2 separate regions of the Homo sapiens genome follow, and region 1 is linked to region 2. Evidence: chromatin contacts called from ENCODE Hi-C or POLR2A ChIA-PET data. All regions are on one chromosome and are shown on one strand. The core of a region is the stretch at or near the end of the contact, and the rest is flanking DNA. Distances in the headings are between cores, read along the strand shown.

What was found. Hi-C counts contacts between places; a loop is a spot of excess contacts on that map. ChIA-PET counts read pairs that join two places held with the same protein, here RNA polymerase II (POLR2A). Pooled maps may share reads with other maps.
Region 1: a loop to region 2 is called in a map of natural killer cell, with 6 times the contacts of the local background. The contact joins two enhancer-like sites. A Hi-C loop is called at or near these places in 3 of 168 maps with a recorded cell type or tissue (naive thymus-derived CD4-positive, alpha-beta T cell, natural killer cell and transverse colon), 1 of 37 single-sample maps with no recorded cell type and 12 of 50 pooled maps. POLR2A ChIA-PET finds 5 or more read pairs at or near these places in 4 of 52 experiments (OCI-LY7, activated CD4-positive, alpha-beta T cell, activated naive CD4-positive, alpha-beta T cell and 1 more).

What each region holds. Positions count from the first base shown.
Region 1 is chr14:38,063,374-38,066,735 of GRCh38, forward strand. No RefSeq gene overlaps it. Among named protein-coding and RNA genes, the nearest start is that of SSTR1, 140 kb to the right of the region's middle. Within about 2 kb of position 1,883, at least 5 of the 41 ENCODE cell types and tissues checked have a DNase peak (open chromatin) inside an H3K27ac peak, as active enhancers do.
Region 2 is chr14:38,103,729-38,107,302 of GRCh38, forward strand. No RefSeq gene overlaps it. Among named protein-coding and RNA genes, the nearest start is that of SSTR1, 100 kb to the right of the region's middle. Within about 2 kb of position 1,548, at least 2 of the 41 ENCODE cell types and tissues checked have a DNase peak (open chromatin) inside an H3K27ac peak, as active enhancers do.

The DNA.
Region 1 (3,362 bases), core at 633-3,132, 40 kb before region 2:
ATGGCAATGAAATTCCCTCTGCCTTTAATCCTTACAACAAAAAGTAACCTGGGATTACCTGAAGTTAACTAATGGGTCATTTTTCTATTGTTTTATTTCCCTGTTTGCACCTTACAAGGAAAGTAACTTTGAAATAACATGTCTGCTTTTTGTTCTTTGTTTCTGCTTTCTTCAGCTCTCTGTCTATAAAGCCAACTTATTCTACTCAGCTCATTGGAACACATATTATACTTTATAGAATGAATTGTTGCTGGATTCTGGACTTGCAAATAAAGCCAAGTTAAGATCTTTAAGCTAAAGTGTATTTTTTGCCTTTTGACTTATGTGTTCACTCATTTACTCTTAACTATCCAATGAAACATGTACAGTATTTCTTTTGGCACAGCTTTACAGATGAGGAACCTGGGGCAAGAGTGCTGAGGAAGCTTGTTCAGGGTTTCAAAACTAGTAAGTGGTGAAACCACCCAGAAAATAGAGTCTCATGCACTTAACAGTCTAATTATGATTATACTTAGGTTGCTCCCAATGTTTGTTTATGTATATAACTATGCTTTAAAACATTTTTGTACATTGCAGTTGCACTCATGTGAGTATCGATGGGATACATTCCTCAAAATCAAATTTCTGTGTTGGAGGATATCCACATTTTTAGTTTTTATGGTTACTGTCAAATTCCCTTCCAAAGAAGTTGTGATAATGTGTACATTCACTGTCTGTGTGTGATAATTCCTGTTTCCTCACGAACTTGCCAAGGCTGTATACTATCAAACTATTGCCAATTTGGCAGCTAAAAAATACTATCTTTATTTTGCCTTAATTTGCATTTATTTATGAGAAGAATTGGGCATCCTTCCATCTGCTTATAAGCCATATGTGTTTATTTTTCTGTGAAATGCCTATTATATTTCTAAAAGATTTGGGGTATTTTTCTTATTGATTTCTAGAAGTTTTATATATGTGCATATATATAAAACGTATACACATATATAATTTCTACATAAAGCTTTGTGTCATTTTTGTTTTTTGTAGAGATGGGGGTCTCACTTTGTTGTTAGGGCTGATCGTGAACTCCTGGCTTCAAGTGATCCTCCAACCTCAGCCTTCTGAAGTGTTGGGATTATAGGCATGAGCCACTTCTCCTAGCCTGAGAGTTTTATATTTTAAGGAAAATAGTATTTTATCTTTCAATATATTGCAAATATTCTCTCCCCCACTTTTTAAAAAACTTTTGTCCTTGTTTATACTATTTGGTTCTAACAACAGAAAAGTTTTAAATCTTCATAGGAACTAATTTATCGACATATATTTATGGGTTGTGGATTTTATAGTTTTGATTTTAAAAAAGTTCTTTAACTTCAGAATTTTGAAAAATTGGGATATATTCTTTATTACAGTTATGGCTTCATTTTTTTCTTTCAAAATTAATCAGCTGGAATTTATTTTGGTATAAAGAGTGAGGGAATAATTCAGCTATACTTTTAGTTTAAATTGCTAACTGGTTGTCTCATCAAAATGTATTGAAATATCTTTCCTTTCTCCATCATTTGCTTATATGGCCATACTCCCTTATCTGTAGTTTCGCTTTCTGCATTTTCAGTTACCCAAGGTCAATCATGGTTTGATAATATTAAATAGAAATTTCTGGAAATAATGTTTTAGTTGCATGCTGTTCTGAATAGTGTGATAAAATCTCACACTGCCTTGCATTGTCCACACTGGACAAGAATCCTCCCTTTGTCCAGCGTATCCAGGCTGTCTACCTGCCCTTTAGTCACTCAGTGGCCCTCTTGGTTATCAGATTGACTGCAGCAGTATTCAGGTAGGAGATGAACGGGACTTATTTTCCCAGCACCAATCACGAGCCTGATGATCAAAACAGGATGCAGTGAAGAAACCGGTGGAAACCACCACATGGTGACAAAAGTGATCTCTAGTTGCTCTCACTGCTCATTAGCATAAAGACACTCCCACCAGCACCATGACAGTTTACAAATGCCATGACAACAACCCAGCAGTTATTTTATATGGTTTTGGAACTCCCTCACCCATTTTCTAGAAAATTCTGAATAATTCACTCCTTAATTAGTATACAGCTAAGAGTGGGTATAAACATAGCTAGCTACCAATCTACAGGAACTGCTACTCTGCACTGCTACTGTTGCTGTACGCTGATGCTGCTCCTCCTTCTCCTCCTCCTCCTTTTTGGGACTGCTGCTACTGCTCTGGCCTGCTCTGCCTATAGAGCAGCCACTTTGCTGTACACTGCTACTCTGGGCAATTCTGCCTATGGGAGAGCCCCGCTCTGTCTATGGACAGCCATTTTGCTGTACACTGTTGTTGTAATCTTTAATAAACTTGCTTTCTTTCACTGCTGTCTCTTGAATTATTTCCTGAATGAAGCCAAGAACCCTCTGGATTGAGCACCAATTTGGGGGTTTGTCTGCATCAGTGTTGTCATGGGTGATCAGCAACTATTTGAGGCCAGTGGTGTGGCGGTAAGAATAATTTACAAGACAGCTGTAGGTAAAGAAAGGCAGATTTAATAGAGAAAGTATGGAAATATGTTGCAAGAGTGGTTACAGACAGGTTAGCAAGAGAGGAGCTAACTGCAAAGAGACAAAGGCTTCCTGGGAATTTTATAGGATGGTGCTTATGCTGTGTGCTGAGGAGGGCTTTGTGCAGTTCTAATAATGCCAAAATTGCAGTATCCTAACTAACTTTTTTTAAATTTTAGTCAGCTGAGGATCTGGTGATAGCTGGGTACAGGAAGATTGTGTTATTTGCACAGGAGGGCTACATATCCTGGACCAAGAAGAAAGGCAGACTTAGAGCTTATCTGCTTTCTCTTTTTGCTTTCCCTCAGTTCCACCAACTTGACTCCCTCTCCTCAATTAAGACTCCACAAGTATCACGGTGTTTCTATTCAAGTAACCCTTACGTTTCTTCGTAATGGCCCCAAAGTGCAAGAGTAGTGATGCTGGTATATTGTATAATTGTTCTTTATTATTATTGTTGTTGTTGTTAATCTCTTACTTGCCTAATTCAAAAATTAAACTTTATCATAGATATGTGCGAAAAAACATAGTACTGTATTTATAAGGTTTAGTGCTATCCAAGGTTTCAGGCATCTACTGAGGTCTTGGAACGTATCCCCCTTAGATAAGGGAGGACTACTGTACTAATTCTCATATCTGCTTATATGTATTTTTGAACTCTTTGTAACCATTCCACAGTCTGGACACCTTGGCTTCTCTACACTCTCCTACCTGCCTCTATACACATTTCTATTCATTTTCAGAATGTTCTGGGTATTATCATCACATATTTACTTTTTTTTCAGTTAAACTGTAAAAATAGTTGGT
Region 2 (3,574 bases), core at 298-2,797:
AAAATTAGCTGATAAAGCAGAAACAGGGTTTCAGAAGATAGATTCCAAATTTGAAAGAAGTTCTATTGTGGGTAAAATGCTATCAAACAGTGTCACATGCAACAGAGAAACCTTTCCTGAAAGGTTAAGTCAATTGATGTGTCAAATTTTATTGATGCCTTATGATAAGAAATTGCCACAGCCATCCCAATATTCAGCAACAACCACTACCCCGATCAGTGAGCAGCCATCAACATCAAGACAAGACGCTCTGGGCAACCCTTCTGGGTTCCCATCCACTGCATGGAAGCTTTACTTTCATTTTTACTTTACTTTTGCCTTTGCTTTAATAAATCTTGCAGCTGTACACTTTTTGGGTCTGTGCATTTCTCTACTCGAGCTGTAACACTTGCCACTGTGGCCCACAGCTTCATTCCTTGAAGCCCATGAGACCACGAACCTCTTGATCGAGAAAAACCTTTGATGGAAGAAGACTTCTCGTCTCCTTTCTGGGAGCCCATCTGGGATTTCTCCAAAGTGGTGAGTAACATTGGACCCCTTTCTCTTGCTATTCTTTCTATCTTCTCACTAGAAATTGGAGGAAAACACAGGGCGCCTGTCAGCCATTTAAAAGCAACAAGTGTGGCTGCCAGACTTAAGACGGGTTTGAGGGTTTCTGGGAAAGGGCTCTCTAACAACCCCCAGCCCTCTGGTCTGGGAGCATTGGTTTGCCTGGAACCAGTTCCACCTTTCTCTACCTTTCCTGGGAAAAGCTGAGGGCTGGCTAGAGGTGGAAAACTGTCATCCTGAACTCTTGGCACTGACCTGGTCGAGATCATGGCACAGCAAGAAGCTTCTACTCCACAGCCACCCATGTGTGCATTCCCTGCCTATTCTGACCCACGCCTCCTGGGTCCTAACGTCCTCAGAGAAGACTTTCTTCAGGCCCTATCCTCTAGGATCTTTCCTACCTCTGAGTCTAAGAATATTTTGGCTAGGAGCCTAAGTCGAGTGGGGTGACAATCCAAAGACCCTTGCCCATGGTGCCCCCAGGCTTATTCTTATGCAAATTGGTATCAATATACTTATACAGGACCTGTCCCTCATAACCTATACCCTAGGCACTACGTGGGACATCAAAAGGCATGTCAGTGGCTGATAGAAGGCCTAGGACATTTTTCCTTTTGTTGCCATAAACTTACTCCAGATTGCAGAGGCTACTTTAATTACCACCTTTCCTGTCTGGGATCAGCAATCAGAACTGTAGAACTTCTCCACTTTAAGCAGTCAGACTTATGTGCCAAAAACAATATAATAGACAATAGCTCCCCCGATTCAAGTCCAAAGGTCAATGAATATTCTCAGGAGGGCAAATAGGGGACAGAAAATTTGGGTACGAAAAGCACTGTTCCAACCTTGGTCCTCCAATTTGCCGCTGCCTACCCTAAAAAAAACTTCAGAAGTCTGACTCGTGTGCTGAGAAAAATTTGGAAACTCTATTGAATTTGGCAGCTTTGGTGTTTTATAATAGGGATCAGGAGAAGCAGGTTGAACGAGATAGACGAGACAAGAGAAAGGCCATTGCCTTAGTCACGGCCCTCAGGCAGATGAACTTTGGTGACTCTGAAAGAAAGAAGGGCTGGGCAGGCAACCCACCTAACAGGACTTGATATCAGTGCGGCTCACAGGGGTACTTCAAAAAGGACTGCCCAAACAACAATAAGTCGCACCCTCATCCATGTCGCTTGTGCCAGGGGGAATCACTGGAATGCACACTGCCCCCAAGGGTGAAGGTCCTCTGAGCCAGAGGCCACTAACCAGATGGGCCAACAACAGGACTGAGGGTGCCTGGGGCAGGTGCCAGCCCATGCCATCACCCTCACAGAGCCTCGGGTAAGCTTAACCATTGAAGGTCAGGAAACTAACTTCCTCCTGGACACTGGTGAGGCCTTCTCAGTTTTACTCTTCTGTCCTGGACAACTGTCCTCCAGATCTGTCACCATCAAAGGGGTCCTAGGACAGCCAGTCACTAGGTATTTCTCCCACCCCCTAAGTTGTGACTGGGGAACCTTATTTTTCTCACATGCCTTTCTTATTATGCCTGAGAGCCCTACTTCCTTACTAGGGAGGGACATATTAGCTAAAGCAGGGGTCATTATATACTTAAATATAGGAGAAGGAATACCTGTTTGTGCCCTCTACTCCATGAGGAAGTTAATCCTGAAGTCTGAGCAGAGGAAGGACAATACGGACTAGCAAAAAAATGCTTATCCAGTTCAAGTTAAATTAAAAGATCCTACCTCCTTTCCTTATCAAAGGCAGTACCCCCTCAGACCAGAAGCCCAACAAGGGTTACAAAAGATCGTCAAAGACCTAAAAGCACAGGGACTAGTCACTCACTCCTGCTTGCTAAATTTATTTAATGTCACCCTTACCGAAATTCACAAGGCCTCCAGCCAGAATCCAACTGACTGCTGGATGTGCCTCCCCTTACGCTTTAAACCATATGTCCCAGTTCCTGTTCCCGAACATTGGAATGCCACCAAACTAAGAACAAACACCACAGGCTTGGTGGGCCCTTTAGTCTCAAATCTAGAAATAACACATACACCAAATCTCACGTGTGTAAAGTTTAGCACAACCATTGATGCAGCTGCCTTCCAGTGCAAAACATGAATTACCCTACCTCCACGACTCTCTTGCTTACCATCAGGAATCTTTTTTTTTGTGGTTCCTCAGCTTACCGCTGCTTAAACGGTTTCTTCAAAAGTCTATGCTTTCTCTCCTTTTTGGAGCCCCCTATGACTATCTATACTGATCAGGAGTTACAGAATTTTCTTCTACCCAAATCTTCTACAAATGGGCACAAGTTCTGCCATTCATTATCAGGGCTGGGATACTAGGAGGACTAGGAACCAGCATTGGAGGCATTACCACCTCCCCCCCAGTTCTATTACAAATTATCACAAGAGTTAAATGATGATATGGAATGAGTCGCAGATTTGCTGGTCACCTTACAAAGCCAGCTTAACTCTTTAGCAGCAGTAACCCTTCAAAATCGGAGAGCATTAGATTTATTAACAGCCGAAAGAAGTGGAACTTATCTTTTTCTAGGAGAAAATGCTGCTATTTCGTTAATCAATTCGAAATTGTCACTGGGAAAGTTAAGGAGCTTTGAGACCGGATACAGCGCTGGGCACAAGAGCTCCAAGACACAGGATCTTGGAGTATTGTCAACCAATGGATGTCCTGGCTTCTCCCCTTCTTGGGACCCTTGGTGGCTATTGCGATGTTGCTTATCTTTGGACCCTGCATTTTTAACCTTCCTGTAAAAATTGTCTCTTCCAGAATAGAATCCATAAAACTGCAAATGGTTCTATAAATGGAGCCCCAAATAGCCACCACTAGCATCTACTATCGAGGACCCTTAGACCGACCTGCCAACCTGTTCTCGCACCACAAAACTGAAGACTCCCTTCCCGAGGAAACCTCAACTACAGAGCCCCTTCTACGCCCCAGCAGGAAATAGCTAGAACGATCTTTGCCCAACTTCCCAACAGCACTTGGCCTTTCCTGTTGAGAGAGGGGATGAGGG